2 separate regions of the Homo sapiens genome follow, and region 1 is linked to region 2. The links are chromatin loops, found by intact Hi-C in ENCODE. Cell type or tissue: endothelial cell of umbilical vein. All regions are shown on one strand.

The links. Hi-C counts contacts between places; a loop is a spot of excess contacts. Peaks named below come from ENCODE experiments on the same cell type or tissue, not always from the same donor. Only the 100,000 strongest peaks of a DNase experiment are listed, where the experiment ranks them.
Region 1: a loop joins it to region 2, with 4 times the contacts of the local background. A loop is called at or near these places in 1 of 110 quality-filtered maps.

Annotation. Positions count from the first base shown.
Region 1 is chr10:16,907,628-16,915,627 of GRCh38, reverse strand. CUBN (cubilin) reads left to right here. Exons shown (of 67, transcript NM_001081.4): 47 at 456-596; 48 at 1,636-1,817; 49 at 7,949-8,000. Among named protein-coding and RNA genes, the nearest start is that of RSU1, 94 kb to the right of the region's middle. In endothelial cell of umbilical vein, a CTCF peak has its summit at 4,735; DNase peaks (open chromatin) are centred at 4,677 and 4,967; H3K27ac peaks cover 2,013 bases.
Region 2 is chr10:16,963,779-16,971,778 of GRCh38, reverse strand. All of the region lies in intron 31 of CUBN (cubilin), which reads left to right. Among named protein-coding and RNA genes, the nearest start is that of RSU1, 150 kb to the right of the region's middle. RefSeq lists an enhancer at 2,826-3,389. In endothelial cell of umbilical vein, no CTCF peak of the experiment used is centred here; DNase peaks (open chromatin) are centred at 3,188, 4,558 and 5,528; H3K27ac peaks cover 4,268 bases.

The DNA of each region.
Region 1 (8,000 bases), 56 kb after region 2:
AGGTGTCATATAGCCCACCCTGGAGGCCACTTGGGGAGAGCAACGGTAGTGGGAAGGCACCTCTTGCTGCTGAGACATCCCATTGCCACATGCCGTTATTTGAGGGGTGTTCTATAGCTTGAGATGGGGAAGGGATCATGCATGTCTCCTAGTGGTAGCATAAGGCAGATACTTGTCACTGTTGTCTCAGATCATTTTTTCAACCAAATGAGCAAGCCTTCCTCATTGTGCTGAGATATCCTTCCCCTAATTGGTTGCATTTTTTTCACTTCTTCATGTATTTGAATATGTTCATTTTTATTCATGTTTTCCTGTTGTCTTGACAGAGATTAACGTTTCTTCATAGGCAGGGTCTTGTTTTTTATTATTTTCTTTGTACACACAGGACACCTTGAATAGAGGGTAAAGGAAATCAATCACTTGGACATGTATATTTAATTATTTGTCTCTCACAGGAAACATCTTGGGCAGATACTGTGGAAACACCATTCCTGACAGCATAGACACTTCTAGCAATACTGCTGTGGTCAGGTTTGTCACAGACGGCTCTGTGACTGCCTCAGGATTCAGACTGCGATTTGAATCCAGTATGGAAGGTGAGTTCATTGATTCATTCAACACAACATTGAGCACCTGCATTGGACAGACACTATGCTAGGCACCAGTGTTAAAATATTTGAAAAACAAAACAAAACATGACCCCTATTTTCTTGGACCTTAATCAGAAATTCACAGTGATAAATGAAAAATTACAGCTGTGATCAATGCTATAAGGGAAAATAACTAGTATCACGAGAGAGATAATAAGAGGATGAGAGTTATACTGTAATGCCCACCTTAAGAGAGTCCTGTAGTTACTCAGAATTTGTCTTACTGCAAACCCAACAAACTCAAATGAAATAAAGATCTTGTTCAGAAAAACTGGGTACTTAACATTAACTTTCTGATTTTCCTCTTTTTTTTTTTTTTGTGAACATGGGGTCTTGCCTTGACCTCCCAAAGTGTTGGGGTTACAGGTGTGAGCCACCACTGCTGGCCAATTTTCTTGATTCTTTTTTTTTTCTTTTCTGAGACAGTGTCTCGCTCTGTTGTCCAGGCTGGAGGGCAGTGGCATGATATCAGCTCACTGCAACCTCTGCCTCCCGGGTTCAAGCAATTCTTCTGCCTCAGGCTCCTGAGTAGCTGAGATTACAGGCGCACGCCACGACGCCCGGCTAATTTTTGTATTTTTATTAGAGACGGGATTTCACCATGTTGGTCAGGCTGGTCTTGAACTCCTGGCCTTGTGATCTGCCTGCCTCAGCCTCCCAAAGTGCTGCAAGTGTGAACCACCATGCCTGGCCCGATTTTCCTGATTCTTAAGTTCATTACATTCATTGGTCTCTCATTTCTTGGGCCATGATGATAACTAAATTGCTGCCTGTGGACTATCACCCATGGAAGGCAGGGTTAAATATTAATAGAGATAAAAAATGAATGTATATGTTCACTAAAATCCTCATGCACATAAATAAATATGGAGACTAATTTTATCTAGAAGGATAATTTTTAAATACCTGAATTTTGAGAGCTTTCTTGATGGAAGGAAACATTTTGATTTGATTGAAAGTTTTCTTGGCTTTTTCCCCACGTCAGAGTGTGGTGGGGATCTTCAGGGCTCTATTGGAACATTTACTTCTCCCAACTACCCGAACCCAAATCCTCATGGCCGGATCTGCGAGTGGAGAATCACTGCCCCGGAGGGAAGGCGGATCACCCTAATGTTTAACAACCTGAGGCTGGCCACGCATCCGTCCTGCAACAATGAGCATGTGATAGTAAGTGTTCCCTGCCGCCTGAGATGTTATATTCCATCATTTAAAGAGTTTACCGACCCATAAATCATAGTCAGAAAACTAGGTCAGGAAAATTGCCATCTATGCAACTATAACTCAGACAAATTCTAAGTATTGTTGAAAGAACAAAATCACAGTAACCTGTCAAAATAATTGTAAAAGTTGTTTGAAGAGACTATCAGCTATCACTCTGTGCATCAGGGTCATAGAATAAATTTTAAGAGTGAATGATCACGACAAATGGCAAAACCGGAGAGGCTGTGGGAAGCTAAGCCTACAGCAGCACACAGCTGAATGGGACCAGAGTCACAGCACAAGCCACCACGAAAGTTCTGAGCAGGTGGGTGGTCCTGCATAAGCACTGCTCTCTCCAGGGGTACAGAGGGACTCTTGGTGGGAGAGCACTGCTACGTGACCTCCATGTCACCAACCTCCAGTGGTTTCACATGTGTCTTCAGCACTCTCAGCTTCCTGCAGTGAAAGAAAGCAAATGAGATCCCTGAGTGTGAATAACAAATAGATTGTTAACTGTGAAGTGCTGTGCACACATATGTGTGTGTAGATAGGAAGATTGGATTAATATTAGTAAATTTATCCACCCAACTTGCCCCTTCTGCAGTGTTTGTTATCTCAGTAAATAATTCCAAACTTCTGGTTGCTTGGGTCAAAAATCTTGATGTCTATTTTGGAATCCTTCCTCTCACACCCTATATGGCATCTATAAGCAAGTCCCATTGGGTGTATCTTTAAAAATATCCACAATTGAACTATTTCTCATCATATCTGCTACTAATACCCCCACCGTTCACTTGGATTATTTTAGAAAGTTCCACCTCGTCCCCCTGGTTCCGTTCTCCTCTCCCTACGTTCTCAACACAGCAGCATGTGATGGTTTTAAACCTCAATCGGATCATGTTGCTGCCTTTGAAAATCCTCTAATGGCTTCTCATCTAACTCAGAGGAAAATCCCAAATTGCACCTGTGGCCCACCTGGCTGACATTATCTGCTGCCCCTCCCTCTTCTACCTGTTTGTCTTATCTCAAACTCCTCTCTTCTTTGCTCTCTGGGATCCAGCCACCTGGCCTCCATTCCGTTCCCTGAATGTGCTGAGATGCTCCCCATCTGGCTGTTGCCTTCATCTGGAATGCCCCTCCCCAGATGGCGGCCTGCTCCACACCCTCACTTCACTGGGGTCTCTGCTCGAATGCCTTTTAATCCATAAGGTCTAAGTACCTTATATTACAGACCCCACCCTGGCCTGACCCTTCTCTGCCATGTTGTTTTGCAGCACTTCACACCTGCTGCCATACATCATTTTGATTTGTTCATCAGTTTATTGTCTGCTTCCCCCACTAGAATGTGAGCTCCTTGAGGTCAAGCCACAGTTTCATTCACTGCTGGGGATTCACTGAATCCCCAGTGCCTGTACATAATAGAGATAAATAATTGTTGAATGAATGGATAGTAGAGGTACTATCATTATCCCTTTTATAACAAGCCACTTTTGTTTTCAGTTTAATCGTCTCCTGTTGGGTAGTGAATTTCAAAAATATGAAATATCTTTGTATCTTATGACCACTTTGTATTGCCGTAAAATGATCTTATTCAACCTTCAGATTTTATTTCCAAGTTCTAATATCTGAAGGACTGAACTGTTTTCTTTCAGATCTTGAAAATAAGAAACCAAGTGTGTTTTCTTTTATTTGAGAGCCAGGAAATTTTGGACTAAGGTTGTTTATTATAAAGAAACTTTTTTCCTATTATTGATTGAATTATATAAACAAAGATGAAGTAGAAAAAATACTAACCACTCCCACTATACCACATTTTGATTCATTTTCTCATCTCTTCTTGGCAAAGCATACTTTATGTACTTGTAATCATGTGATATAAATCCACTTGAATTCTGATTTTAATCTATTTTTCTGGTTATAAATATAATGGATGCTTATTGAGCAATATTTGGAGAGTTCAGAAAATAAAAAATATAAAGATATTTTTAATTCTACTCATGTATTACTAAAATTTTGATGTATGTGCTAACAGTTGTTTTTTACCTTTGAAATTATTTTCATAGTTTAAATCATACTGAATATAATGATTATCAGGAATTTTACAAGCAGAGTATTCACATGTCCTTTAGGAAAGAGAATATGAACAGTCATAGTTTTAGATCTCAAATAAAAGTTACAGTCACAACCACAAATTCCAAAGCAGATCTTACTTGTCATCTCCCTATCCCTTAATTATCAACTTATAACTCTTGCAGCTACTGCTGGTGGGTTTTATGTCATTATTTCTAAATAATATTCCTATTCTACTACTCCTTGCTTTTTTTGGACATTATCTATCCACATCCTACTCTAGAAGATGAGACTTACCCCTTTGCCACCACAAACACACATGGGGTATGCAATGTTTATATACTTTCCCAATCGTCTCCCAAAATACGTATGTCACGCTTTTGCTTAAATTGCTGTTCAGTTGACATTACCATGATTATGTAAACACCATTCACAACTGAGCCAAGTAGTGTAGTATGGCAACATTTGCTTTTGTTTTCCTAAGGAATAATAATAATTGGGTCCTCTTTACATTTTCTTGGGTTTTATGCATTGATCACCAATTCGTCCACACCCTCTCCACCCCAGATGTGCATCTCTACCTTCTGTAGTAAAACATATCAGTTCCATTTCTTTTCCTCAGTAATATCCTTCCTTGAGCCTTTGTACGTCAGCTGCAAGCCTGATGCTAGCTGTCATTTCAGAATTTCCCTTTGCCATCAAATGTGCAAGTTCCTTCATTCTTCTCCTGGGCTAGAGAGCTGACTTTGTGATGCTATGCACGTCCCTTTCTTGGTTAATTTCCTCTTTTGGTGAGGCATACCCTCTTGCGGCTCCCCAAGGAAATGGGCAAGGGCAATAAATCTTTTGAAAAATGGTATACCTGAAATTATCTTTATTTTACCATAAATCTTTGAAAAGTATATATTTAAATATTTTATATGTTTGATATATTAATATATATGAATATATTAATAATAATTTTGAAGTTTTGTGTTGCTCATTTGGGGTCAGTTTTCTTCATGTTCCTATCTCCTGTTTACTAATATTGGTCTCTGCCTTTTACATTAGTCACTTCCCTAAATGTCTGCTGATCCTTGGCTATTCATTCGTATTTAAGAATGAATTACTGAAAGGATGACTGGTATCTCTGTATGCATGAGGGGGCCCTGACTCTTTAGCAAAACCTGCAAACCTACAAATGTCATATCCACAGGTCTTTTCTCTTGGGGAGGTTAAAACTCCAGCGACGAATCACTTTCAGAATTAATTTTTCTTCTGAGTCTTTAGTTCTAATGTCCACATTCCTTTTTTTGAAATGTATTTTTATATGTTCAATGTTTATTTTGGTTCCTCTTTACCCTGCTCCAAACAAGGGCATGTGGGTTGGCCTTTGCCCCTACTCTATTTGATTGAGAACTTGCCGAAAAGAGGAAGAAGAAAGATGAAAGAGGAAGAAGAAGAAAGAGAAGGAGAAGGAGGAGGAGAAGAGGGAGAAGAAGAAGAGGGAGAAGAGAGGGAGAAGGAGAAGAGGGAGAAGGGGAAGGAGAAAAAAAGAAGAACAATAAGAAGGAGAAGGAGAGAAGAAGAAAAGAAGTAGAAGAAGGAGAAAGAGAAGGAGGAGGAGAATGAGAAGGAGAGGGAGAAAGAGAAAAGAAGAAGTAAAAGATGAAAGAAAAAAAAGAAAAGAGTGAAGAAGAAAGAAGATCTGCTGGTGCAGAGGAGGCAGCTTTAACTTTCATTGCACTGCTTCCTAGCTAATACCTTATCCAGCTGGAATGAGCCTAAAATTTCTCTAAACCCACCTGCCTATCTGACTCTCTGTACAGACAGAGAAAATAAAAAGCTATGCCACCCAGTGTGTCCTACAATAAGACCTGTGTCTGATGTTGTCCCTGCTCATAGCAGATCCTAAATCTCACGTGCCTGCTTCCTATCCATTTGTACTCTGAGAGTTGTAGTTTCTAAGTACAAAAGGGATTAGAGGACAATGATGGGAATTGCATTCTGGTTGCTTCTAACAGCAGAAGTCCATGTGATAAATGGATGACTATAACATGTTCAGTCATTGTGATTCTATGCCAAAGGCAGACTCAGAGGCAGGATAACAGCCATTGATCACAGTTTCCGACATGTCCCATTAACCTTATGGTTGGTTCTAATCCCTTTTGATTCCATCAATGTGGTGCCCATTCCTGTTTTCAGCATTATAGAAATATTTTTCCTCATCTGTTTCTTTATGCATTACTTAATGGTTTGGAATCAGAGGGATGGTTTGAATCCCAGTTCTATTATTACATCATCTTTCTGGATTCTGGTATCTTAATCTGGAAAACAGGGATACTGTTATCTGCCTGGGAGGGTGTTTTGTTGATTAGATAAGACAGGCTGAGTGGATGATAAGCAAAGACTGGCATTTTTGTCTGCTCAGTAAATGATAGCAAACTCTTCTTCTGGTCCAGTGAGCCAGAAGACACTTTACACCAGAAGCCCCCAGAGAGCTAAATTTGATTAATTATAGTAAATTTAAAGAGATGACATCTTGGCCGGGCGCGGTGGCTCACGCCTGTAATCCCAGCACTTTGGGAGGCCGAGGCGGGTGGATCATGAGGTCAGGAGATCGAGACCATCCTGGCTAACAAGGTGAAACCCCGTCTCTACTAAAAATACAAAAAAAAATTAGCCGGGCGCGGTGGCGGGCACCTGTAGTCCCAGCTACTCGGGAGGCTGAGGCAGGAGAATGGCGTGAACCCGGGAAGCGGAGCTTGCAGTGAGCCGAGATTGCGCCACTGCAGTCCGCAGTCCCGCCTGGGCGACAGAGCGAGACTCCGTCTCAAAAAAAAAAAAAAAAAAAAAGAGATGACATCTTTTGTTGTGGAGTGCATTCTCCTTCTGCATAACTGTTAGTGCCATAGTCTGAGTCATTATTTCTAATCTTGAGTCATTCAAATCCTTTTAAAAATGGGAATATCAACCATTCAATCAATGAATTATTGTTCAGTTATTTCATCTAGATTTTTTTTGAACTGTGAAAACCAGTCATGCAAATTCATTTGATTTTATAAAGCATTGGAAGAATAGTTTGCGAATTATTGTAACTATGTGAATGACTACAGCTATTATTTAATATTTTAGAGTCAATAATAATCCATTATTGGAAATTCAAATAAGTAAGAAAATTGAAGCTTTGAATCCATAACTAATGAGGAAAGAACTATTATGTTTAATTGCAGATGGAGATTGATTTTTCAAATTACTTTTCAAAGTATTTAAAAATATCTGCTTGCTGGGTGCTGTGGCTCACACCAGTAATCCCAGCACTTTGGGAGGCCAAAGCAGGTGGATCACCTGAAGTCAGGAGTTCAAGACCAGCCTGACCAACATGGTGAAACCCCATCTCTACTAAAAATACAAAATTAGCTGGGCGTGGTGGTGCATGCCTATAATCTCAGCTGCTTGGGAGGCTGAGGCAGGAGAACTGCTTGAACCTGGGAAGTGAAGGATACGGTGAGCCAAGATCACACCGCTGCACTCCAGCCTGGGCAACAAGAGCAAAACTCTGTCTCAAAAAATAAATAAATAAAAATTAAAGTAAATAAAGAAAAATATCTGCTTTATTATGTACATGAAATCATCAGAAACTGATATTTAAGCTTCCCTTCCAAGTAACAAATGTCCTGATGCATTGTTAAGAAAAACTGCCCATCAGTGAGCTCTGCAGACCACATTGTAAGCACAATGGCTCATCTCCTTTACATTGAGAGCACAGTTTCCAGTTGCAAAGTGTATAGCAGCTTTTAATCTATCACCACATGGCAGGAAGGCATTACTGCAATACTTTCATTCTAGTGAAATCACCCTGAAGTCACAAAATGTGCTCGGGGTAACAGTGGCTTGTGGCACTGCGATAGAAACCTGCATTGTTAGGTCATTCATTTTGGGGCAGGGTTCCCATAAAAGGAAGTGGGTCTGGGCTGGAAATATCACCTCCTAGGAAATATGCAGTAAGATGGATTGTGTGCCTGAAGGTTAAACTCTTTTTCCAACAGGTATTCAATGGCATTAGAAGTAACTCACCCCAGCTAGAGAAACTGTGTAGTA
Region 2 (8,000 bases):
GCAGGTGGAAAAAGAGCAGCTGAATGTGAGAGCCAGGCGAACAGTAGAGAAAATCATGTTTTCAGGACAGAGACACCAAGAAGCGCCAGATTGGTTCTATGAATGTTGTACTTTTTAGAATAAGAAATTGAAACCCATGGCTTGGCACAAGATTTTTCTGATTTATAAATTCATTATGTTAAAAATTGCATAAATTGTATACAAACTAAGTCATTTTTTCTTGGATGATTTATAAATCAACTTTACAAAAAGATAAGGAAGTTTTAAAAGAAAACAAGACTGTCCAGGTAAGTTGGGGTAGAGATCTGCTATATATTTGCCAAATGTGCCCACTTAAGGGGACAGGAGGTCTGCAGAGGTTTGGAACCAGACCAGGCAATGCCCTGGCAAGGCTGGAAGCTTGTTAGTTAGTTGTCCAGGGATTCATGAAGGCCGGAGTTGAAGCACCAGCCCTCTATCTTTACAGCCAGATGGACACTGGACGGGAAACGTACCCCAAAGTCCAACATCTTACATAATATCTCTGCAGTCTCAGTTCATATAAAGCCAATCCTTCATTTTGGAGACATTCAAGTTAATGTCCTGGTCCTGTTGCTTAGACAGAGTTATTAGCAAAGAGAAAAATATTCAGTTGCCAGTGATGCTGTCAGATAATGTTGGGGTTCAGGAGATTTTTAACAGAGTTCAAGTGTACTCTTTAAATACCAGTGAAAATTATGCTGGAATGGGACCAGCCATCCTGTTTTTTCAAAACTTCTATAACAATTTGGGTTGTTAGAAGAAGAAATAGTAATTTAGCTGTATGTTAAATATGATTTCACATATGATTAACTGTCATAAACCTATAGATACATAGAATGTTAAGGTTGGAAGAAGAAAGCTTAGAGTTCGTTTGCTGTTGTCACCTAATTTTTTAAAAAAAGACATTGAGGTGGAGGTGGGGCAGTGCAAAAAATAAAAATTAATTAAAAAATAAAAAAGATACTGAGATCCAGAAATGTCAGGGTCAAGGCTAAGTAGAAATTAACAGCAGGATCAGCACTAAAACGAAAGCCTTATGCTTCCTACGAAGTGAATAAGTATTTTGGTAAAATATAAAAATTGCAGTTATGTACAGGATACGGAATGGCAGACTAGAAAAATAGAGGGAGAAAATAAATTTAGGGTCAGGCTGGAGCCACTTTGATTTTTTTTTTTTTTTTGAGATGGAGTTTCACTCTTGTTGCCCAGGCTGGAGTGCAAAGGTGTGATCTCAGCTCACTGCGACCTCCACCTCCCAGGTTCAAGCAATTCTCCTGCCTCAGCCTCCCAAGTAGCTGGGATTACAGGCATGTGCCACCATGCCCGGCTAATATTTTGTGTTTTTAGTGGAGATGGGGTTTCACCATGTTGGCCAGGCTGGTTTTGAACTTCTGACCTCAGGTGATCCACCCGCCTCGGCCTCTGATTACAGGTGTGAATGCTGGGATTATAGGCGTGAGCCACCGTGCCCAGCCCACTTTCACTTCTATATCTGATAAGCCCAGCCTTCATTTGTCAATAGAAGGAAAAGTGTTAAGAATTCAAATATGAAATGGAAAGTGTCCTTGCTTTGAAGTCAGGAGGTCAGGGTTTCCTTCATTACTTTCCCCTTCGGTGCCAAATATGTACCAGACACTGCCAGGTGCTTGTTTCTGGACGTGTACCACCCCTCACCCTCTTCATGGCTTGGGGTTCTTAGTTTGCTTATTTAGAAAATCAGGTGCCTGGGGAACAGAAGCAGAAAGAAGAAAACTAAGGAAGAGGATTCAGTTAGGAGTTGCATTTGTGGGTAAGAAAAGGAGGACAAGATGGCAGATGAAATGGCCACTGAGGGCCCAGTGACGTCAGTGGTGGTTTCATCCTCAAAGTTGAAGTCAACCTCAGGCAGCCACCAGGCTTCACATGATCTCTGGGTTACAAGACTATCCCCATACTCTTCTGGGAATACAATAGAAAGCTCTTCTTAGAGTAGGCCTAGTCCCTATAGGTTCCAAATTGAGGCAAGCTAAGCCCACATGTAACAGCCATTACTCTTGGTGTCATGGAAACAAAGGCAAAATTCGCCAAGTAGAAGAAACAAATGAACATTTAAAAATGGAACAGTAGACTGGGCTCAGTGGCTCACGCCTGTAATCCCAGCACTTTGGGATGCCAAGGCAGGCGGATCATGAGGTCTAGAGATTGAGACCATCCTGGCCAACATGATGAAACCCCGTCTCTACTAAAAATACAAAAATTAGCTGGGTTTTGTGGTGCATACCTGTAGTCCCAGCTACTCGGGAGGCTAAGGCAGGAGAATCACTTGAACCCCGGAGGCGGAGGCTGCAGTGAGCTGAGATCGTGCCACTGCACTCCAGCCTGGCAACTGAGCAAGACTCCATCTAAAAAAAAAAAAATGGAGCAGTAATACACAGCCTCCATCCTCTTTCACAGAACCCACAGCAGTAGTCTTTATATCGCCAAAGCACCAATGTTTTTGATGCATGAATTGTTAATAGATGCATAGCTGAATAAATGAATTTTTGTCATCTCTGCTCCTGCAATGCTCAGTGCTTTGGTGGAAAATCTCAGAGGACACCATTGGGAATGTGCTGTACTGAGTTCACTCCCTGGCATTGTTATTGATATACAATCTTCGTGTTGTGAGCCACATGAGCACTTAGATAACATCACAGAAGTGCGTTTTCTAGAATTGCATGCTGCTATAATGAGAAAAGGGAAAAACTGGATTTTTTGACTTCTATTGAAATTGTGATGGCATCGAGGGGAGCTAATCAGGAAGCTGGACTTGCAGGCAGGTTTCAACACATTTGGTAATATATTTGCACTTTCTGCTCAGTCACCTTCAAGTGTCTGGTGTAATTAACCTTGGGCTCTCCTCAATGACACATCAGGAGCATTTCTTGCTAAGGAAGCTGTGGGACCCATCGGCTGGGCATGGCCTTGTCTGGTCAGCACACAAGTGGCTTCATTACGTTTCCTTTCACGAAGGCTGAGTATTAAAGTGACCTCTGACTGACAGTTAAATTGCTTAATTAGAGCCTTTCTTCTAAGTCTTCGATTCATGTAGCTCTGCAAGCTCTTATTGATCTCCTAGAAAGGCTGCTTGTAGCTCAGTGTGAGAGCAGGAAGAGGAAAGTCCGTTCAGCAGCACCAGCTGGCCCCTGGAGATTCCTGACCTCTGCTTCCAGCATCCTCTTTGCTCAGATCATTGGAATGTCTGCTTTGTGAGAATCAGCAAGGAGCAGCTCAAAGCAAGCCGACCATGGTCCAGGTCCTGCCTCTCATTTGGAGGAAAACACAAACGAGGGCTAACAGAGCCTGGTACCAAAAAGCAAAAGCAAAAGCAATATGATTAGTAACTTCTGAAGCTTTTTGTGGCTATCTAGGAGAAAGAAAGAAAAGTGTCTGATGTGATCCGGAAAAAAAAAAAATTCCCTGTGCTCCCACCCAAAGCTGCAATGTCTGTTGTTGTTCCATTATTCGACAATAAAATGCAGGGTGGAACAGGGCAGATACCTAACGCAGCATCCTCTTTTGTTGTATTTTTGTAATACACCACCCATGATGTGTTTCCTTTTAAAACACTGATGGTTTCCAAAGCAGAGCAAACAGACACAGGAATAATAGAACTCTGGGTTTCAAAGAGATGATGGAAACAAGTCTTCTTTAAATATTTACTGTTTTACAAACAAATCCATGACAGAAACCAGTCTCTCTCTCTCCCCTCCTCTTCCTCTCTCCCTCTCTTTTCCTCTCTCTCTCTTTTCCTCTCTCTCTCTCCCTGTCTTTCTGTCCCTCTTTCTTTCCCTCTTCCTCTTGCTCTCTCTCCCTCTCTTCCTCTTTCCCCCTCTCTCTCCCTCTGTCTCTCCTTCTCTCTCTCTCCCTGTCTCTCCTTCTCTCTCTCTCCCTCTGTCTCTCCTTCTCTCTCTCTCCCTCTGTCTCTCCTTCTTTCTCTCTCCGTCTCTCCTTCTCTCTCTTTCTCCCTCCTTCTCTTCTTATCTTTCCCTTTCTTTGTTCCTCTCTCTCCCTCTCCCTTTTTGTCTCTTTCTCTCTCTCCTCCCTGTATCTCTCTCTCACTCTCTCTTTCTTCCCTCCCTCCTTTACGCCCCACCACAGGAATTTTTGTTTCCATCTGATACTTGAGGATGATCTTTTTCAAACGTTTATCTTGTGACTTGCATTTGTATTAACATGCTTAGCTACTTTGCTTCCTGGTGCGGGTGTCTTATTAACAACCAAATGCTGAGCCAGTGCTTTGAATCTGCAAGATGAAGGAAGAGTTGAGTTGAAGCCACAGCTCTCAATCTGTGGACACGGGTTTGGTTTGGCTTGGTTTCCATTTCAGCTCAGACTCTCCTTAAATGTTTATTTGTGAAAGTAAAACGAGCATCTTAGATTTCTTCTCATGTCAACATTTCCAGGAATCTTTGAGTCAGTGCTCGCAACAACTGCAAGTTTTTAGAGTTTATAGTCTCTTGTAAGATGTGAAGACTGAGTGGGAGAGTGTAGAACAAAGAAATAGGGGTGAACGCATCGTGATATGAGATGTGGGGTTGTGAATTGAACTTAGTATTGAATTTCCAAGGAGCGTAACTGGAAAAAAATCACTGACAAAGGAAACTGATGCTTCCTCCTTCCTCAGCCCCAAGAAGAGATGCTATAATGAGTAATATTTTCATTTCCTTCCGCATTCACATTTATGACTGTAACAGCTTGTATAATTTCCTGAGGGATTTCCCTCCCTATCACTTAATGTTTCCTCTATTTTGGAGAAGTTCGTATTCCAAAGTGGCAATTCCATTAGCAGGTATACCGCCATATTATAACATGTGAAAATACCTCATGGACTCTCGATCCTCAAAATCACTTTGCACCTCCATGTGAATTATCTCTCCTGTGCCCTAAATGTCTTATTCTTCACCACATTTTTGCACCCTGCTAAGATCAAAGGCAATCCAGGGCAGGAGACCTGTGTTACCATCTGGAGTTAAAAATGTAGCAAAGCGGGACTGGCACAGTGGCTCATGCCTGTAATCCCAGCACTTTGAAAGGCCAAGGTGGGTGGATCATTTGAGGTCAAGAGTTCAAGACCAGCCTGGCCAACATGGTGAGACCCTGTCTCTACTAAAAATACGAAATGTAGCTGGGTGTACTGGTGCATGCCTGTAATCCCAGCTACTTTGGAGGCTGAGACATGAGAATTGCTTGAACCTGGGAGACAGAGGCTACAGTGAGCCGAGATTGCACCACTGCACTCCATTCTGGGCGACAGAGCGAGACTCTGTCTCAGAAAAAAAAAAATGTAGTAAAGCATAAGGGTCCAGGTGAGAAGGAGGCCACACTAGACCAGAGAATGGCGGTTGGACCAGAGAAGGACAAGGAGGAGCTTTATATCTGAATCCAGGAATAGAATCAAGTTTATGTGGCAACGATAGAAGTTCTGGGTTTATGTATTGACCCCAGACACTGTGCTCTTTGTTACCCATTCTGCTAAGTGAGCCATGCTGGGAATCCCATGCACGTTCACTGGAATGGAATGCAGGACAGATGCCAACCACTTGGAAAGCCACGGGAGCCCAATATAAGACTTTCTCAAATGCTACTGAGGATGCTTGATTGCAGGTTCAGATGCAAAGGATGGGGGACTCCCACCCTATTTCCAGAGCTGCTGTGGTTTTCTTTCTTGGAGACCGTGAATATCTCACTTAGCTTCACAGAATCATGGTCTCTCAACATTCTAACTGAATGAATACAACTTGATTTCACCTTTTCTCTAGGTTTAATCATACTTGGTCGGACGTCAGACAGATGGGGTTTGTATATTGGCTCTGCACTGCTAAGCGTGTGATTGGGCAAGTCATGTATGTTTTCAGAGCTCAGTTTTCCCTGCTGCAAAGTGGAACTGTAAGAATCAAATGTAAACAAATGTATTTAAGTACCTATCAGTGTCTGGTTCAGATAAGTATTTGCTGCTATTCCTAATTTTTCTATTACAATGACTCCTGCTTCTATTACTATTAACGCTATGTTAAAGATCTTAAGGAATCTTTTAAAAAAATTTTCTCCCTGAGCAAGATGAAACTTAGTAAACAAGATAAAAAATCCAGTAGAAAAAAATTCCTCACTTCCTACTTTCCAACAATCTCAGGGAATATATTCCTGTTTTTTTTTTTTTTTTAGAAATAAAAATACAGATATTACTGAGGAAGCTACAATTCATTTCCCCCTCAGTCATGAGGGGTGCAAACGATGACTGACATTTCAGTCAGGTGGTCACGAGCCATTTAATCACCCCAGGGTTTTGATTACAGCAGAGAGGGGCAGCCGCTGAAGTGCTCTGCATCACGTCCACGTCAATCACGTGGTCTTTAGTGCTTAGGCAAAGCATGCGTGATTACTGGTCTTTATTTCGTGCAATTTAAAAATGTATGCTCAGCTTTACTTTAGTATGTGATGTTACATTTTAGAAAGCGCACGCTGTGCACTGAGTTGTTTTGAGACTGAATGGAAGGAAGACACAAATGGAAGGCAGGGGAAATTTCAGGGTGTTGTAGTGGCCTAGGCAAGATGTAATGAGGCCCCACACCAAGACACCAGAGAGGGACATGGATGAAGTAGAGGGAAGGAGCCAAGCGATACATCGGACAAACAGATGTTAGAACATGCTGATCCACTACATGTAGCAGGGATGGGGGCGGTTCCCCAAACGGTCTGGCCGTTGGGTACATGCTTCCGGCATTTACTGTGGCAAGAAATGTAGGTAAGGGAGAAATGAGAGGGACAGGAAGAGGGCTTCAGTTTGAGACACTGATTTTCGGGGTTTGTGGAACATGGAAGAGATGATGTCTACGATACAGTTGTCTATACAAGCCTAGGGCTTAGGGGAGAGGACTGGGGCACAGTTGTAGATATTAGGCAATGAACAGATGCTTTGGAGATCTTAAAACAGAAGCCACGTCCATTAAACTTGATACATTCCTGGCGGCAGCAAGAGGCTAGATTAACTGGCGTTAGTAGCCATCTGGCTTGGGTGCTGCAGTGCTGTTATATGAATAGTGCCCTTTCATGTCTGTATGTAATCACTTATGCGTCCGAGTGATGAAACACTAAAGAACTTTTAATATAGATTTTATTTTTAAACCTTACATGCTCCTCATATTAAATTTGTAGAATACAGAAAAGAAGAAATAAGAAATTATTGCCATCCTTAGTATTACAATATAGATACAAGCTATTGAAATTTTGGTTTATTTCCCTCACAAACACACACATACAAATATATACACGCACTCATGTACACACAAACATGCATAGTTAAGATAATATTATATATAATTTTGTATCTTGCCTTTTTCACTTCATATTATTTGAAATTTTCTTAAATAGTTTCTTTGGCTAGTCAATGAAATGGACGTGCTGTAATTCAGTTAGCCACGCTTTATTATTAACCATTTGGATTATTAATGGGTTTTTTCTTTTCTTGTTATAACAATGCTATGAGGAGTATCTTTATATGTGAATCTTAGTACATTTCCTATTATTTCCTTTATATAGCTTTTCTTTTCTTTATTGAACACTCTACTATGAAATATTTTAAGTATGTAGAGAAATACCGACTATATAATGCATACAAAGTATATAACATACAAAAACTTCTCCCTGTCCAGACTGGCCAAATCTTCATATTTTGCCACATTTGCTTCAAGTTCTTTTGTTTTCTCCCAAACAGAAATGAACTGTTCAAGACACAGGTGAAGTCCCACATGCTCCTATCATTGATCCCATGCCCTGTTCCCCGTCCCAGAGGAAACTGCTAATGAGATTTCTGGTTTGTGATTCCCATGAAGGTTTTTATAGTTTTTTCATTATATGCATATATCCATACACACTATGAAATATTATTTTGCATATTTTAAGACTTTATGTACATCATGTCACACGCTACATATCCTTCTTCAACTTGCTCTATTCACTCA